2 separate regions of the Homo sapiens genome follow, and region 2 is linked to region 1. Evidence: read pairs that join two places in POLR2A ChIA-PET (ENCODE). Cell type or tissue: MCF 10A. All regions are shown on one strand. Each heading gives the region's core, and the rest is flanking DNA. Links, peaks and the distances in the headings are about the cores only.

Region 1 (9,903 bases), core at 1,021-9,020:
TATGGGATCCCTTCTCACTGGGGAATTCCTTTTATGGCTCATTTCCGAAACCAGCATGGCCAGTACAGGAGTCTGCCGTTTCCCAGTTGCTTAGCAACCAGCTCCTATGCTCTAGTCACTAGAAAAAGCCGACAGTTTTTTTTTTTTAAGAAAGTGTTTGTCATCAGAATCATATGTTACATTCTCTCTACTTTGTCTCTTTAGAATAAAATAATTAGTGTGTGATAAGGATGCAGAAAGGGCAACTGCTCCCTGTTGTTAAAGCCTCTGCTGTTCCTGGCGGGCTGTTTTAGGCAAGGAGAGAGAGAGGAAAATGTTAGCATGCTTTCGGTTGGTAATTAAGCAGCTCGAGCCATCTGCACGTGGAAAGCTCTACATTTTTAACGTCTCGTGGGGGCATCAAGTAAGTACAGGGCCAGCAATCTGTGTGCTACATCCCTTCCCAAACCAGAAAATCCAGACTCCACCCACAGGTGTCATCTCTCCTCGGCTTCCATTCCTTAGGGGGTTGGGGAGGCCGGGATGGGGTGAATTGGCTTGTTGAGTTTTAGGTACAAGGGCACAAAGATCATGCAGCACCCCCTCTACTGTTACAGCAGTGGTTTTCAACTAGAGGTGATTTTGCCCCCCAGGTGACCTTTGGCAAGGCCTGCAGACATTTTTGGTTGTCACAACTGATGGGGAGGGGGATGTTACCAATATCTGTCTAGTGGGCAGAGACCCGGGGATGTTGCTAAACATCCTACAATGCAAAGTGTGGCCTCCAACAACAGAGAAGTGTCTTGCCCCTGATGTCAATATCCCAAAGTGGAGAAATCCCAAGTTAGAGAAATCAGAATATCTGTCTTGTTAAAAAAAAAAAAAAAAAAAAGCTAGCATGACAGCTGACGAGAAAAAATTTTCACAAGGTAAAGGGTGGGACAGATCAAAACCCATTCAACAGATATCATTCCAACCGAAATTTCTGTATAGCAAGGAACTCCTGGGCCCCCACCAGCAAAAGTGTTGGGCAGAGCACCCTTTGGAGTTGTGGCAATGGAAGGAATTTGTAAGCCGACCTTCCTAGAAGGAAGGAGAGCAGAGTTGGAATGCTCTGTCCTGGCTTCCAAGGGACTTTGGCATGAGACAGATCCAGCTTCACATTCTGGGTCTGCTGTCTATGCACTATGGGTTCTTAGGTATTTCACATAATCTCTCTGGGACTCGGTCTTCTCAACTCTAGAATGGGAATCTAAGTGAGTATTATGAGAATTACATGGCGGAACGTGTGAAATGCCTGACCCCTATTGGGCCCTGGATATTAGCTCCTCCCATTTCCCCTCTTGTTTCAGCCTCAGGAACCCAGCTGCCCCCTCTCCATTGCTGGGTACTTTGGACTTTTGAGGAATATGAACAAATGTACTGGTCCTATAAATGACTGAGGTCAGTTTATTCAGCAACGAGCAAAGGACAAAAGCACCATTTTTGGAATTTTGGCTGGTAGCCTTAGACTAAATTTAGGCATGAGGGACAGAAAAACCCAAGAAACGGGTGAGATGAGAGGCAGTATTGCATTGATCAAAAGTATGGCAGGCCAGGTGCGGTGGCTCATGCCTGTAATCGCAGCACTTTGGGAGGCAGAGGTATGTGGATCACCTGAGGTCAGGAGTTCGAGACCAGCCTGGCCAACATGGTGAAACCCCATCTGTACTAAAAATACAAAAATTAGCTGGGCGTGGTGGCAAACGCCTGTAATCCCAGCTACTCAGGAGGCTGAGGGAGGAGAATCACTTGAAACCGGGAGGTGGAGGTTGCAGTGAGCTGAGATTGTGCCACTGCACTCCAGCCTGGGTGACAGAGCAAGACTCTGTCTCAATAATAATGATGATAATAATAATAATAATAAAAAGAGAATGCACATGGCCGTGCCTGATGGCTCATGCCTGTTAAATGCGGCACTTTGGGAGGCCAAGGCAAGTGGATTGCCTGAGTCCAAGAGTTTGAGACCAGCCTGGGCAACGTGACGAAACCTCGACTCTACTGAAAATGCAAAAAATTAGCCAGGCGTGGTGGCACATGCCTGTAGTCCCAGTAACTCAGGAGGCTGAGGTGGGAGAATCACCTGAGCCTGGGAAGTCCAGGCTGCAATGAGCCGTGATCATGCCATTGCGCTCCAGCCTGGGCACAGGTTTCAAGTCCAGCTCCCCATTTACTGGCTGTGTGTGACCTCAAGCGAGTGACTTGGCTGAGCTTCACTTTCTCATCTATGAAATGGGGTTATTATTATATCGTCTAGTACTATGTAAAGATAAAAGATAATGTATATAAAAGTGCCTAGCCTGGTGCCTAATATTAGGTAGGCACCTGATAACTGATAGCATGCATATTCATATAAACAATCTTCCTTTTTTTTTTCTTTTGAGATAGAGTCACACTCTGTTGCCATGCTAGAGTGCAGTAGTGCAATCTCAGCTCACTGCAACCTCCACCTCCTGGGTTCAAACGATTCTCCTGCCTCAGCCTCCTGAGTAGCTGGGATTACAGGCGTTTGCCACCACGCCTGGCTAATTTTTTTTTTTTTTTGAGATGGAGTCTTGCTCTGTCACCCAGGCTGGAGTACAGTGGCATGATCTCTGCTCACTTCAACCTCTGCCTCCTGGGTTCAACCAGTTCTCCTGCCTCAGCCTCCTGAGTAGCTGGGGCTACAGGTGCCCGCCACACGCCTGGCTAGTTTTTCGTATTTTTAGTAGGGATGGGGTTTCACCATGTTAGCCAGGATGGTTTCAATCTCCTGACCTCATGATCCTCCCTCCTCACCCTCCCAAAGTGCTGGGATTACAGGCATGAGCCACCGTGCCCGGCCTTTTTTTTTTGTATTTTTAGTAGAGACGGGGTTTTACCATGTTGGCCAGGTTGGTCTCAAGCTCCTGACCTCAAGTGATCTGCCCACGTCGGCTTCCCAAAGTGCTGGGATTACAGGCGTGAGTCACTGCACCTGGCCTGCTTGTTTTTTTTTTAAGTAAAACTGTCGTGCGTCGTCCAACCCCACATCTTCACTGGTGCTGACAGTGAGGCTAAGGGCTGTGTATTAGGAAGAATGTCCTCCCTTATCCCATCTAAAACAGATTTCCCTCAGTATGATATGCTAGTGCCAGCCATCACAACGTTATGTAAGTAATTTTTGAAGCTATTTCTGTTTTTAGCCTATTCTACCTCTTGGGGGGTAATGAGTTCCATACATTTAGCAACCATTTTTAACTTGCTTGAAATCTTGAGAAAATCTCAAGAAACCTCTTCTTTAAAAAAATTGTTTAAATTGACAAATAGTAGTTGTTCGTATTCATGGGGTAGCTAGTGATGTTTTGATACACATGATGTATAATGATCAGATCAGGGTAATTAACATATTCATAATCTCAAACATTTATCATTTCTCTATGTTGGTAACATTCAGTATCCTCCCTCTCCCTATTTGAAACTGTATAATATATTATTGTTAACTATAGCCATCTTACAATGATGTAGAACAATAGAACTTACTCCTCCTACCTAGCTGTAATTTTGTATCCTTTATCAAATCTCTCCCTACCCCTCCCTTCCTCCTCCCCTTCCTGTCCTCTAGTATTCTCTGTTCTACTTTTTACTTCTGTGAGATCAACTTTTTTTTAGCTTCCACATATGAGTGAGACCATGCAGCGTCTTCATTCTAATAAGCTGGGGTTTGGTCTATTTTCACATTATCTGTACTTTTCATAATTCTTGAAACTGCAGTATATCCTGTCAACCTCCAGCCTTCACCCTGACCTCATACAGAAGCCCCTCCAGCCCCTTAATCACTTGAAATGCTTTGTGAACTCCCTGCTTTCTTTCTTGAAATGTATCAACCAGAACTGCACATTCCAGTCTGTGTTAGAAACAAAGGTTAGCCGGGCATGGTGGCAGGCACCTGTAGTCCCAGCTACTGGGGAGGCTGAGACAGGAGAATTGCTTGAACCCGGGAGGCGGAGGTTGCACTGAGCCGAGATTGTGCCACTGCACTCCAGCCTGGGCGACAGTGCAAGAGTCCGTCTCAAAAAAAAAAAAAAAAAGAAACAAAGGTAAAGTGATGTTTTCTTTCCCTACAACCCCCCCTACCTCACCCCCTTACTTTTTCTAACAATTTCCCAAACTTGGTTCGCCTTTGGGCGCCAGAGCACTTTCCTGAGCACTCTGCAATGAGTCCCAAGTCCCTTTCCTGGGTCACAATCGTTGGTTCATAGTGGCAGCAGCTCGTCCTCTATAGTTTGTACTTTTTCTCCTTGTCACTCTTATTTCCCACTGAAGTATATCTGCCAAAGTTGTGCCCACTCACCCAACCTCATTGCACCTCACCAGTTGGCTTCTGTCTGTATTTTTTTGTTTGTTTTTTGTTTTTCGTTTTTTTTTAGACAGAGTCTCACTCACTTGGTCGTCCAGGCTGAAGTGCAGTGGCACGATCTCGGCTCACTGCAACCTCTGCTTCCTGGGTTCAGGTGAGTCTCCTGACTCAGCCTCCCGAGTAGCTGTCATTACAGCTGTGCACCACCATGCCCAGCTAATTTCTGTATTTTTAATAGAGACGGGGTTTCACCATGTTGGCCAGGCTGGTCTCGAACTCCTGACCTCAAATGATCCACCTGCCTCGGGCCCCCAAAGTGCTGGGATTACAGGTGTGAGCCACTGCGCCTGGCCTCACAGTCGGCTTCTTGTTGAACAGACATCTAAAAGCCTAGAGATTACACTCCTAAATTGTTGTGTGATCCCACCCGATTTTACCCAGTTGACTGAAGCTCTTTGGAAGTGCGGCTCTAAATATGTCATTGCTAAAATTTTTTCCTTCCACAGGGGATAATTAAATCATGTCAAATATAGAAGCGACTTGCTCATCCCTCCCAAGCAGATTTATGGAAACTCACCTGGAAACCACCACAACCTGGAAAGGTGGCAGGAGGATGTTTATCAGGCACGTATGAGCCCAGCTTCTCAGAAGATAGACACAGGTGCCTTTGTCTCTGAACAAGTGGCAGGAGCTGGAGCCACAGTCACACTGGGGTTCTGAGTGGCTTGAGACGGGACATTGTGAGGTTTACCAGGAGGACCAAAAGCACTCAAAGTATGTGGAGGTCAGAGCAGTGGCAAAGAAGGAGTCCAGGCGGGCTGGGGAGGGGTCAAGGGGCATCAGGCAGCACGTCTGGGAGCCAGGATGACAGATGGGAGATTCAAAACAGGGCACCACTAGAAGCCTGAAAGGAAGGCAAGGTTTTATCAGGGTAGGAACTGAGCTCTGGAGAAAGAACAGGACAACTGGCCATGGCTGAAAAGGGGGCACAGGGTCAGCAAGTTGAAGACAGATCCTTATGATAATGAACCAGGGTGGAAACAGGAAAAGAGGGTTTGATGCTTTCTTTGGGGCAAACGATTCTCTCCCTATTCCTGCAACAATAGCGCAGGTTCCTAGATCAGTCATTTGGTCCATTAGCAGCTAATGCTGGTTGTGGGTATCACACCAGTAGATGGCCATCACCTTCATAAAGCTCCTGCACAATGCTCAGCTCGTGAGTGCTCCAAGGAAAACATTTCTGTGGTGACTGTGTTTGGGATTTTTGCAAACTACAGGTCCTTCTTGGGGATTCACAGTGTACATTAGCTCTGAATGTGTACAGCGTGCATTTTAAACACTCTGCCAACTCCTGAGGTATAGAAATCTGTTTCATTGTTTTTAATTTAATGTTTCTCAAATGTAGTTGACACCCGGGTCCAACAGGATCCTTTTGCTATATAACAACCCTGAACATTCTGTGGACACACCTTGAGAAACATTGTTCTAGAACATTCCTAATCTGGTGTTCCCAGGCCCTTCACAGCCTGGGCCTGCCCTTGTTTCCCAACTTTTCCTTCCTTTATTTTCTGACATTCCAGCCACATTAAGCTCTTCCCTTGCACACGCTCCTGTTGCACATTTCCTTCTTTCTTGCTATAGCAGGTGATTCATCATCTGCCCAAAAATGGGAAAAAAGCTGAGCCCTGCTCACTTCACCTCACTGTCACCCTCATGTCTGTCTATCTTTTGAGACCCACCTCAAAAGGAGCCCTGGATTCATTCTCTGCCCCATCTCTGCTCCTGCCTTCCTGTTCCTATAAATAATCCTTTGCCGCCTCTGATCCCTTCTGTCCTGGTATCTGTTACTGTCAGGGCACTTCACATGTTTTACTTTGTATAAGGCCATTTATGCCTTTTTTATTCAAACAGAATCCACGTCTCACTTTTGTACCCACCCCCCTACCAACAGAACACAGCATATTTGTAGGATTGTTAGTGGGAGCAGAAAATATGATGCCAAAACTTCTGAGGTTGGGGTAAGTTCTCTTCTCAACATTCAGGCCAGAGTTGGCAAATACCTGGCTCACCTGCTGCCAACCTGTACTCTCTCACTAATGGCACAGACTCATCAGAGAAGGCCCCAGGAGCTTCTCAACACAGTGCTCCCAGCAGTCATGATCAATGGGTTAGAAAAGGCATGAGAGAGGAAATCTGTTATCCCTGATTTAGACCTTTTGCCAAAGTGAAAGTTAGGAGAATTTAGTAAGCTGAATGTGGGAGCTGTTAATGCTACAGACCAATGACTGTCCTCTAACAGAACAGAGCAATTAGCAAAAGTATTCATTATACTTTCATGTTCATGTCTAGTCTCAAGGCTAATTATTTGTATAATTAAGATGTTACCAAATGCAAACAATTGATGAGCCTGATTTCTTGGAATGAAACATGAGACTTATGAAATGTAAATAGCTGTGAATCACTAACAGCTTTCCTTTACTTAGGCATTCTACCAAGGCATAGCCCTGTTACATTAAAGAAACAATGGAAGTATAATCCCATTCATATTTTTTAGATGACAAAACAATATGACGTATGAATTTAAATCATAGAAAAAGCACAGGTTTTAATTCTCACTCCACCATTTTCTAGCTGTGTGCCCTTGGCTGTGTTACATAAGCTCAATTTACTCGTGTTACTTACAGAGAGATGTCAGTTTCCACATTCAGAAAATGGGTGTAATAGCCCCTAGTTCAGAGGACTGCTGTGACAATCAAATGAGTTAACATGTGGAAAGAGTGCACAATCAATGTGAGCCATTGTTTTCATTATTCTACTTGTATCTACAGATTATACTTTGACAATGATCGCTTGGATTTTTTACAGTATGTAAAAAACATTAGAGAGAAATGGAATGTATATAGATGTCTCGCTATAACACCATCTGTGTGTTACTGAAAAGCTTCCATGGTCTAAAAATGGCCACAAGCCCCAAAATAACAGGGTTGGTGGGGAAAAAAAAATAGGGTTGGGACAGTCTACTCAAAACCTGGCTGGGTGCAGTGGCTTACGCCTATAATCCCAGCACCTTGGGAGGGTGAGGCCAGAAGATTTCTTGGGCCCAGGAGTTCAAGACCAGCCTGGGCAACATCATGAGACCCTGTCTACACACACACACACACACACACACACACACACACACACACACACACAGACACACACACAATTAGCCAGGCATGGTGGCACACACTTGCAGTCCCAGCTACCCAGGAGGCTAAGGCAGGAAGATTGCTTGAGCCAGGGGAGGTTGAGGCTGCAGTGAGCTGTGATTACACTACTACGCTTCAGCCTGGATGACAGAGCAAGGCCCTGTCTCAAAAACAAAACAAAATGAAAAACAAAAACAACAACAAAAAAACTATGCAATTGTAACCAGAGCACTCACAAAAACAATGTCAAAACTAATGAAACATTACCCCAGTAAGCCTCAGCTTTCACAAACATTTGCACACCGCATCCCAGCCTTGAACCCTAGGGCTCCTCCTGCTGCTTTGAGATATAGGCCCTGGAGGGCATTTGCTTCTAATAGGGACCAGTTTTATCAAAATTAAACATTTGATTTAAAGAGCGGTGTTCTTCGCTAACCCATCCTTCTAATACAAAGAGAAACGTTTTCACTGCTTCTTCAACAGCACCCTCAGTTTTTCCAGAAACTTGACAAGAGAACAGCATAGTGGTTCCCAAGTCACTAAATCAGTCAGTCCCTGCAGCTAAAGAAGGCAGCTGTGTGTATTCTCAGCTTTTTCTTAAGGCCTCCATAGAGTGCTAAGGTTTCCTCTTATTAAAGAGGTAGTTATTGTGAGAAAGCTGGCTCCTGGCTTCAAAACATTTACATGCTGGGGGAAAAAAGTGCATAGGAACCCACATGACATCTGTGTTATACCAATTCCCCTGTTTACTCATGGCTTGTGAGGTCGCTCATATATAAGAAACATTTGTAGCAACAACAGTTTATATTGAATATCTCCAATCTGCTAGTTGATGTGGTAAGAACTAAATAGAAGCCATGTGATTTAATCTGCACATTAGTCGAGTGTGGTAGAGGTAAGGTATCCTTACCTTTGAGGCTTAGAGACATTAAATAACTTGCCTGAGATTACAAGTTTTTAAGTAGTAAAGCCAAAATTCCTACCTGGAATCTAACGTCAAACCTCATGCCTTTTGAGATCACACTATCCCTACTAAGGATGGCTGGAGGCAGGAAAGAAGACCGACATCCCTGGCCATGGTAATGAGTGAAAGCCTGATTCCTAACCACAAGTCACTAACATTTAATTGCATTTAATCCTCACAACAACCCTGCTACACAGTTATTATTACCACCAATTTATCGATGAGGAAACTGAAGCTCATTCATCAAAAGACAAGCCACCCAATTTTTAAAAATAGACTGAAGATTTGAAGGAAGAAACGTCCATTAGAAAACATGCAAATCAAAATCACAGTAAGATGGCACTTGACACCCACTAGACGGGTGGTGATTATAATAAAAAAGACATAATAACAAGTGTCGGTAGTTGGTGATGATGTGGAGAAATTGGAACCCTCGTACACTGCTGGTAGGAATGTAAAATGGTGCAGCCACTTTGGAAAACAATCTTTCAGTTCCTCAAACAACTAAACAGAGTTATCATATGATCCAGCAATTCTGCTCTAGATATATACACAGAGAAATGATAACATATCTACACACAAAAAGGTACATGAACATTAATAGCAGCATTATCCATAAAACCAAGTGGAAACCAAAATTTCCATCGACTGATGAATGGATAAATAAAATTATATCTGTTTAATTAAATATTTGGCAAGAAAGAAATTAAATGCTGATACATACTACAATCTGGATGAACCTTGGAAACTTTATGCTAAATGAAAGAAGCCAGCCACAAAGGACCACATATTGTACGATTCTATTTTTTGAAATGTCCAGAATGGGCAAGTATATAGAGACAGAAAATAGAATTGTGGTTGCTTAGGGGTGAGGATGATGAAGGGTTTGTGGGGCAATGGCTACGGAGTACAGGGTTTCTTTTGGAGTGATGAAAATGTTCCAACGTTGATTGTAATAATGGATATACAACTCTGTGAATATACCAAAAGCCTTCGAAGTGTACACTTTAAATGGGTGAATTGTGTGGTAATTGAATTATATCTCAATAAAGCTGTTTTTAAAAAAAAAATCTTTAAAAGATTTGAACAGGCACTTCCAAAAGGAAGCCATCCAGATGGCCATAAGGATATTTTTTTAAAGTGTTCAACATCATTAATTATCAGGGAAACACAAATTAGAACCACAGCAGGCTATCTCTACACAACTACTAGGATGGCTAAAATTACAAACACAAAATTTTGGCAAGGATATGGAGTGAAAGAGTTAAAAATATATTACCCTGGCATATTAACTATTTAAGCTAAAGGCACTTGAAAAATAGCAGATGCAAAAAAGAAAAAAAATCACTTTGACCTTCATGCTGTTTCTTAAAAGCAGAAGATGAAATTCCTGTGTGAAGATGCCCTCCCTATTC
Region 2 (9,903 bases), core at 1,158-9,157, 51 kb before region 1:
GCATTCCTCTGTGCGTACGTATGTGCATGCACGTATATGCGCGTGTGTGTGTGCATCTGATATATCGTCTGGAGCATATTGTAGAGACCCATGAGAAGGTTCCCCACTAGAATTGGTAGTTATGACCTCGTGATCCCTACTACAGCCTTTGATGAAACATCAAAATGTCACTCAAGCATGAGCTTGTCCATCAGCATGAGACATGATCAAATATGAATTATCAAAGAAATTTTCCCCAGTTCTGGGACACACACATGACCAGATGTTCCATGTTGGGTAGCATAGCCTGATTTTTTTTTTTCTGATGCTGAGTTTTGCTCTTGTCGCCCAGGCTGGAGTGCAACGGGCGCGATCTGGCTCACTGCAACCTCCGCCTCCCGGATTCAGGTGATTCTCCCTGCCTCAGCCTCCCAAGTAGCTGGGATTACAGGTGCATGCCACCATGCCTGGCTAATTTTTGTATTTTTAGTAGAGACAGGGTTTCATCATATTTGTCAGGCTGCTGACCTCAGGTGATCTGCCCGTCTCGGCCTCCCAAAGTGCTGGGATTACAGGTGTGAGCCACCGCACCCGGCCGCATATCCTGATTTTTAACTTCCAGCCTCTTGTTCCAATGCAATCCTCATAATGTCCCTTACTGATGTCCCTCTTTGTTGCATCCTGGGTCTTGCTCCTTTTACTCCCCTCTCTTTTCTTTCTCTTTTGATCTCCGCCTGTCCTTCCTCTTCTCTCCTTTCCCCTCCCCTCTCCATCCTTCCTCTCCTTCTCTTCTCTCTGCCTTTCTCATTAAGAGTCAAAGTTCCTTGCCAAACCACAGCTCTTAGGTTTCTATTTTCCCGAACAGATTTCTTGGCTGGTTTTACAGACTTTTCAATTGGTTCTCTCTTCTGCTTCCATGTAGTCTCTTCTCTGTTTCCAGTCACTGCTCCTAGACACTCTCCTCCCCTCCCTTAACAAGCCTAACCCCTAGGTTACAAAGTTTGAAAAATGTCAACAGGAAAAAGGGCTCTTCCTGTAGCCCTGTAAAAAAGAAGACGTGAAGGAGTTAACCTCGAGCGACATCAGTCTCCAGCCATCAGTACAGTGAGGCAGTTCTTGAAAACCAGACAGAACAGAAGGTATCACTGTGCAACGTCCCTTCTGTGGCTCACGGCGCCCTCTGAGTCAGGATAATGAGAGAACATTCTTAAAACATGACCTAACCACGCTCTGTCCTCAAACAAATTCCTGGATGTGTGTGGAGTAAGCTCTCCCAGCAAGCCTGAGCACAGACGTGCGGGGCGGGCTTGTTAGCACTCTTCTGAGTTGCTCCCTTTACAAAGCCACCTTCCCAGCCAGTTCATTTGTATTAAAGTAAACTTTTAAAAATAACCAGTCAGTCTGTCCAGCAAACATGCTATGGGCCTCTTATGGCTGTACTTTCATAATTTTATATTGTGGCGACTGGGTCTCTGTCTTGGGGGGTATTTGGGGGCCTTTGACTTCACACTGTAGCAGGAAGAAGTTATGCAAAATTCTCGTCAGATATAGAAAAAAGGAAACAGGATATCATTCATTTCCAGAATGGAGCAGAATCACAACACAGTGATTGTGATTGCAGAGTGTCCTTTATTTCACCTACACCTGAAGTTGTGTGTGTGTTTGTGCGTGTGTGTGTTTAATACAGGCGGCTTATCTGAGTGATTTTAAGAAATTAATTTAATTGAAAAATGATTAAATTACAAAGAGAGGAAAAAGCATTTGGTTGGCATTACATGGGGTCAGAGGCCACTGCTAATGCAATATTTCATCAATTGCCTCATTGCTATTCTTTCAATGATGTGATTTAGTTTCTCAAATAGCTCTTATCCTGGCAGGCTTGCCTTAGATACATTGTACAGAGGCCTTATAATCATTACAATGTATTTACTTAAACATTTTAAAAACAATTAAGCACTTTTAGATATATTTGTGTATGTGCGTGCGTGCATGCATGCGCGTGTGTGTGTGTGTGTGTGTGTGTGTGTGTGTGTGTGTGTGTGTACATGTCCACAGAGGGATTTTATAAATGTCCGGACAAGGGTTCTGAGTGAACACTAGGACAAGTGTTGAATTTATCCACTGTAGTGCCCTTCATGCATTTCAAAGAGCTCCATGCAGACTCATGTTAAGCTTTTTTCATGCCCTTTGAATATACCACTATCTCCCTTTAATACACTGAAGAAACAAGAGGACAAAGAGTCTCCCTGTGTTCCTTATCCAAGGCCACACAACTGTTGCTGGAACCTTGAGCTTTCTGAGTGCCAGGCACTTACTTGCAGTATATCGAACGCTGGGATATGGTGGAGGTTTAGTTTGTTAAAAAGTGTGATAGCCCTATGATTGTGGGAAAAAGTTTTGACATACTTTGTTTTTTATTTTAATGCAGATCAAGTCATTATAATGGTCTTTCTCTTAGAAGGCTACTGAGGTTGGGTTAAACAGTAACAGGGGTGCTTGGGAAAGGGTAGAGCAACATTTTGGCAGCATATGAATGGGTATGTGTGCACATGGGTGGTAATACCGCATGCCCTGACCTGTCCTATGCCTCTTCCCCTTCACCTTTGTTTCAAAATGTTGTGTCCAGCGTTGAAAAATGCTGGCACAGTTTGATGCAGGTGTTTGCAACCTCCTTCACCCCAAATGCCATGGTGGTGGGGATGCTAGGCTCTCTTAGCATCCCCCTCCTCGTGCTGCATGAGGTGGGAAGGCAAAATCATGTATTCATTCATCAAACGCTGATCAAGCACTTAAGTGCTAAGTACTGTTCGAGGTTCTGCGGATTCACAGAGGAATAATATTCGGTCTTTGTGCTAGCGGGGAGGTAGGAAAGTAAACAAGGCCATAGAGTAAGCTCTACGATAGAGGTAGATGTGGGCCTGGGTGGTGGTGGGGGCACAGGGGAGATGAAGGAGAGGAAAAGGAAGGTTCTCACGGTGAGGGATGGTGAAAGGCCTCCAAGAATTGCTGGAGGCCCCATTCAGTGGTGGGTGCTGGCGCGTCAGTTCCCTCTGAGAGGAAGCATTTCTCAGCAGCACCAAACACTGGCTAGACCTTGAGCTAGATGACGTTTGTTGTCAACTCTCCCAGCCTTCCTGTCTGCGCCCTTTCCCTCCCTGTCTGGAAGGAAGCTCCCAACAGCCTTTTCAAAATCTGCTTAGGGCAGCTATGCATAATCAATATTTATTGAATCAAATTGATCTGAAAAGTATTCGCACTACGGTATAAATGGCTCATACAGGGTACACCTGGGCACATGTACCTGGAAGCCTCAAGCTAAAAGAGCTTTTGCCAGCTCAGCAGGAGAGCTTCATAGTATGTTGGAGGCTCCTACACCCGAGTGCACATTTTCTGGATGGTTGCCCACTTTTTCTGTACTTTAAGCTGGCCCTACTTCCAAGCGCCCAGCCTTACATGTTTTCCCTTCCCTGCCCACTATTGTGGCTATATGATAAGGCAGGATGAGGGCCGATAACTGCTAGTCTCAGACCTTTTGGCTAGAAATGCCACAAGACTACAGCAACAACTGCTTTGAAGCCTGGGAGAGACCAGTGATGAAAAACAAAGTTGCGGCCAGGCACAGTGGCTCATGCCTGTAATCCCAGGACTTTGGGAGGTCAAGGCGGGCGGATCACTTGAGGTCAGGATTCAAGACCAGCCTGGCCAACATGGCGAAACCCTGTCTCTACTAAAAATACAGAAATTAGCTGGGAATGGTGGTGCATGCCTGTAATCCCAGCTACTTGGGAGGCAGAGGCAGGACAATCACTTGAGCCCAGGAGGTTGCAGTAAGCCGAGATGGTGCCACACACTCCAGCCTGGGTGACAGAGCAAGAAAGAAAGCAAAAGTAAAACAAAGTTGCAGTGAATGGGACTGGACGTTTAAATGTCTCTTTTAAATGCACTCACTATTTTGGTTCATGGTTTACCACTCGTATGTTTACTGCATGAGGGCAGAACTGGTGTGGCACATACATTGAAATTCTACCTCTAATGTGAGATAGAAAGCAGGGGGAACTGACCAGGAACCTCCACCTTATTCCCAGTCATAGCGTTCCACTAGGATTCTCCCATGGACCATATTTCAGTGTACAAAATTGTCATATTCACAGAAAGTACCACATTTGTTTCCCCAACCATCAGGGTTGTATAGTTACAGTCAGTGCCCTGTGCAGTAAAGACTGGCAATTGGATGTTTTTCAGACCTTCAACTTAGTTCATTATGAGAAGCTGTCTAAAAAAACAAACAAACAAGCGAACAACAAACTACAGTCTTCAATTAAAGGTTCAGAGGCCAGGCACAGAGGCTTATGCCTGTAACCCCAGCACTTTGGGAGGCCAAGGCAGGCAGATCACTTGAAGTCGGGAATTCAAGGCCAGCCTGGCCAACATGGCGACACCCTGTATCTACCAAAAGTACAAAAATTAGCTGGGCATGGGGTGGTGCTCGCCTGTAATTCCAGCTACTTGGAAGGCATGAGAATCACTTGAATCACCCAGGAAGCAGAGCTCACGGTGAGCCGAGATTACACCACTGCACTCCAGCCTGGGTGACAGAGCAAGACTCTGTCTCAAAAAAAAAAAAAAGAGGTTCAGAAAGTGGACACCTTTTAGCACTATCTAATAGAAATATGAGTCATATAAGTAATTTCAAATTTCCTAGGAATAATATTCAGAAAAGTAAAAGGAAATGGGTGAAATTCATTTTAATAACATATTTTACTAAACCCACTAAATTGAAACATTGTCGTTTCAACATGTAATGAATATTTTTTATTTTTAGAATCAGAGCCTCACTCTGTTGCCCAGGCTAGAGTACTGTGATGCAATCATGGCTCAGTCAACCTTGAACTCCTGGGCTCAAGCCATCCTCCCACCTTAGCCTCTTGAATAGTTGGGACTACAGGCCTGTGCACCACCACACCCAGTGATTTATTTTTATTTTTATTTATTGTAGAGATGGGGTCTCGCTAGGTTGCCCAGGCTGGTCTGGGACTCCTAGGATCAAGCAGTCCTCCTGCCTCAGCCTCTGGACTACAGGTGCATGCCACCTTGCTCAGCTAATTAAAACATTTTTTTTTTTTTAATGGAGACAGAGTCTTGCTCTGTCACCCAGGTTGGAGTGCAGTGGCATGATCTTGGCTCACTGCAACCTCTGCCTCCTGGGTTCAAGCAATTCTACCTCAGCCTCCCAAGTAGCTGGGATTACAGGCACCCGCTACCATGCCCGGCTGATTTTTTGTATTTTAGTAGAGACAGAGTTTCACCATGTTGCCCAGGCTGGTCTCGAACTCCTGAGCTTGGGCAATCCACCTGTCCTGGCCTCCCAAAGTGCTAGGATTACAGGCTTGAGCCACCACGCCCGGCCAACACTTTTTTTTTTTTTTTTTGAGACAGAGTCTTGCCACCCAGGCTGGAGTGCAGTGGCACGATCTCAGCTCACTGCAACCTCTACCTCCCAGGCTAAAGCAATTCTCCTGCCTCAGCCTCTCAAGTAGCTGGGATTACAGGTGTGTGCTACCATGCCCAGCTAATTTTTGTACTTTTAGTAGAGATGGTTCCAGCTACTTGGGAGGCTGAGACGGGAGGATAGCTTGAGTCTGAGAGGGTGAGGCTGCAGTGAGCTCTGATTGCGCCACTATACTCCAGCCAGGACAACAGAGTAAAACATTGTCTCAAAAATTAAAAAGAAAAAGAAAGAAAATGAAAAACAATGACCACACCTCTATATGTGTGTGTGTGTGTGTGTGTTTGTGTGTGTGTGTGTGTGTGAGAAATGAATGTTCTTTGCTGGCAATCTGACATACAGGAGAAATTAACAGAGTTAATGGCTATTCTGGCATCTGCTCCCAAGCCACTGAGACCACAGAATTAGAGGATGGGAAGGGACCTTGGAGATCTTGTTAACTGTGTCCTGGACCCTCATTGCAAGGAATCAGATTCAACTGGCCTAGGGAGGGGTCTAAGTATCAACATTTTTAGACGTCCCCTAGGTGATTCTAACGTAGGGGCTGGGCTCTAAATGCAGAAACATCCCTTTTGTTTTATAGGTGAAGAGACAGGGGCTAACTGAGGTCAGTGACTCATCTTACAGCTTGTTAGAGGCAGAGTGAAGCCCGGAATCCGGATATTCTTCTCTACCCAGCTCACACAGAGGACATTTCCATAATACCTTCATCATGGGTCATTCTCTTGCTTAACCCCAGAGTTGCTCTCATTTTGAATTGAGACACATTCCTCCGCTTAACCTAGCTTAGACACAAACTTCAACAAACTTCTCTGAACCCTTACTTGCCAAGAAAATCTTCAGATCAGTGAAAACATTGAAGTGATTCTGGTCCGGGACCATGGCTGTAAATGCCTCCCATTTTAGACCCAACTGGGACCTGACACCCTATACTGAATATAGAGTTTAATTAGAGGGTACAGGGAGGGGCCCCAAAGAAGCAAACACTTGAGTCTGATGAGTCTCATTGATGCACAGCCTAAGCCAGAGTGACCCATTAACAGGGTCTCACACTCAGATATATCTGAGTTCAGAGCAGGTAATGCATGTGAGTAGTGTGGGTTAGGTGGGGGCTCTGGCCCAAGCTCCTCCTAGCTATGCGGGGAGGATGCAATGCAAGTCCAGTCCTTCCAATTTCTCAAAGAAGTCGCAAATTTGGGTTTTTGTTTGTTTTGGTTTTTGTGAAAAACCCTGTTTTGTGAATGTTGGCAACTAGTTTGATTTTTAGAAAAACACTGTAAGAGTCAAATAAAACCCACTCGTGAGCTATATTCTGCTTGTGAGGCTTCAGAATACATCTTTTAGATAAGTCCAAGACTTTTTTTTTTTTCAGATGGTCTCGCTCTGTTGCCCAGGCTGAAGGGCAGTGACACACAGATCACTATAGCCTTGACCTCCTGGGCTCAAGCCATCCTCCCATTTCAGCCTCCCGAGTAGCTGGGATTACAGACATACACCACCAAGGAATATGACTTCATCATATTCAATATCGAGTTTTACTGGTTTCTAAAATGTTGGCCTAATACCATCATGTAGGTTGAGCATCCCTAATCCAAAAATTCAAAATCCGAAACTTTTTTTTTTTTTCTTTTTTTGAGACAGAGTCTTGCTCTGTCGCCCAGGCTGGAGGGCAGTGGCACGATCTCAGTTCACTGCAAGCTCTGCCTCCCAGGTTCACGCCATTCTCCTGCCTCAGCCTCTTCAGTAGCTGGGACTACAGGAGCCCGCCACCACGCCCGGCTAATTTTTTTGTATTTTTAGCAGAGATGAGTTTTCACCGTGTTAGCCAGGATGGTCTTGATCTCCTGGCCTCGTGATCCGCCCGCCTCGGCCTCCCAAAGTGCTGGGATAACAGGCGTGAGCCACCGCGCCCGGCCCAAAATCCGAAACTTTTTGAGCGCCAGCATGACACCACTAGGGGAACGTTCCACACTCGACGTCATGTGATGGGTTCAGTCAAAACATTGTTCCATGAACAGAATCATTAAAAATATTGAATAAAATTACCTTCAGGGTATGTGAATAAGGTGTATATGAAACATAAATGAATTTCGTGTTGAGACTTAATTCTATTCTCAAGATAGCTCATTTTGTATACAGAAATATTCCCAAATCTGAAAAATATCTGAAATTCGAAACACTTCTGATCCCAAGCATTTCAGATAAGGGATACTCAACCTGTCCTTACCTTGCCTTAGACATTGTGAAACTGATGACAGTCAACACTGGTACCAGAAGGAAAAGTAATTCAGAAGTCCCACCTCTGTTCCCCTTTTAAATGTTACTCATTTTCTCACTTTCCACTTTATTATTTATTTTGGGTGAGGCACTTGTGATTTTTTTTTTTTTTTTTTGAGACAGGGTCTCACTCTGTCACCCAGGCTGGAGTACAGTGACACGATCATGGCTCTCTGCAGCCTTGACCTTCCCAGTCAAGCTCAGGTGATCCTCCCACCTCAGCTCCCGAGTAGCTGAGACTGCAGGCATGCACCACCACACCCGGCTAATTTTTGTATTTTTTTTTTTTAAGACAGGGTTTCACCAGGCTGCCCAGGCTGGTTTCGAACTCCTGGGCTCTAGTGATCCACCCACCTCAGCCTCCCAAAGTATAGGCACGATTCCACGACTCCCAGCCATAAATTTTCATAATGAAGTTGAAATTAAAGATTATTACAGTTCATAAGATCCATATAATTTATTTCAAAGTTCTTTTTGAAGTTGTGAGTCAGGCTTACTAGCATCACCATGGGATAGATACTAGTTCTGCTATACACAACTATGTAAGGAAAAATGTTTTCATTCACTGCAAAATGAGACGGAAGCTTACATTGTAGCACTGGGGCAACCTCTTAGCCAATGAAATGATATTGCAAATAAAAAGCAAAATTACTCTTACCCACATTCTTCATTTTAAGAAAACACCCTTGGATAAGTACATAGAGTGAGAGTCCTTGATTTGAACTAATCTAAGGTATTAATAATAACAGGTGAATGCTTAGATAATGATTTAAGAGTTGATGCTAATTTACCCTTTAATTGGAAGTATTTATAAAGCAAACATAAATGTAAGTTATTTGTGAAGCATATAAGAGATGAACAGAAAATATGCATGTCATTTGTATTTTAGTTATTCTCCCTACACATACATAACCTTGATTTTTGCCACAGTTCGTTTTTCTACATGTAAAAAACTTAATTAGATTGTGTGCTTGTGACAATCAGTTTCAAGTATATTTCTGTGAGAAGCTCCACTGTCCCCAAATAACCAGAGGTAGGTAACAGTTTCTGACAAAAGCTTGAGGGAACAGGATTAAATGATAATTACAGCGATTATATTTTATCTAAAACCTTCAAGTCTCTGGAAAGCTGCTTGGTTTCTATTTTGGGCCATGCTGCCCACATATCTTAACGACAGAATTTATGCATAATTTTGCTCTTCCTGTTTTTATCTCTGTTTGGGTGTATTTATTACTTCATATGTGGTGATGCAAGGCTCATTGAAAGGTCCATTTATATCCTGGTTATCTGCATGGGGATCTAGCTGCTTTTCTCTCGCTGTTTCTAGAACTCTCACTGTAACATTCAGATTTGCTGGCACCCAGCCTTTTCCAGCACATATACATTCCGCTCCCTCAGTGACTCTATTTATGGGAGTCTATGTGATTTACTCAAGACTAATAAAGACCGTGTAGAAGGATGGGTCATGGATTTATCCATCCATGGAATTTTAGCGCATTCAGAGGGAGGTTTATCTTCTGTTCTTCCCCCGCTACCCCCCAATTTAATTAAAACAACAAAAAAGGCGTTAGTCCAAATGAGGGACAGTTGGCAGATCTGCGTTATTCAACTGGAGGGACTCCCTAGTTTCTGATGCTTGGAGATGGACAAGTAATTACCTCCTGTCTGTGACTATTTTCTACCAGGCTAAGCCCAATGTTTATTGTAAACTATCTGCCATTAAAAGCTGTAATAGCAAGCCTTATGTTCCCACACCATAAATTTGACTTGCAGTGTTTTTTTATTTACCTTCATGTTTTATTATATTCTTTGGAATGTTTCATTTTAAAGGAAGATAACGGGAGAATGAAAATTGAACAAATTCCAAATTCACGCTTGAATAAAGATATGCTTAACACACATACTTTTTGCATACACCCAGACCTCTGATGGCCACTTTCTGAATATTGGCAGCTTCTCTGTAACTATTAGAGGTAGTTGCTATAAGTGTATCACTTGTTAAATGGTCCTGAAAGTAGCCTAAAAATGAAAGTTTAAGCAGACCACATGGGCTGAGGGCAGTGATTCTCAAACTTTTGCATCTCATGAACACCCTTATTCGAAGACCCCAAAGAGCTTTTGTTTGTGTGATTATATTTATC

What was found. ChIA-PET counts read pairs that join two places held together with the same protein. Peaks named below come from ENCODE experiments on the same cell type or tissue, not always from the same donor. Only the 100,000 strongest peaks of a DNase experiment are listed, where the experiment ranks them.
Region 2: POLR2A ChIA-PET joins it to region 1 with 15 read pairs; 5 of 35 experiments call an interaction of 5 or more read pairs at or near these places.

The regions. Positions count from the first base shown.
Region 1 is chr17:62,870,356-62,880,258 of GRCh38, forward strand. No RefSeq gene overlaps it. Among named protein-coding and RNA genes, the nearest start is that of MARCHF10-DT, 67 kb to the left of the region's middle. In MCF 10A, for the core only: no CTCF peak of the experiment used is centred there; DNase peaks (open chromatin) are centred at 5,886 and 6,866.
Region 2 is chr17:62,818,842-62,828,744 of GRCh38, forward strand. All of the region lies in intron 1 of MARCHF10-DT (MARCHF10 divergent transcript), which reads left to right. Among named protein-coding and RNA genes, the nearest start is that of MARCHF10-DT, 15 kb to the left of the region's middle. RefSeq lists an enhancer at 6,304-7,040. In MCF 10A, for the core only: no CTCF peak of the experiment used is centred there; DNase peaks (open chromatin) are centred at 1,200, 2,540, 4,510, 6,120 and 1 weaker place.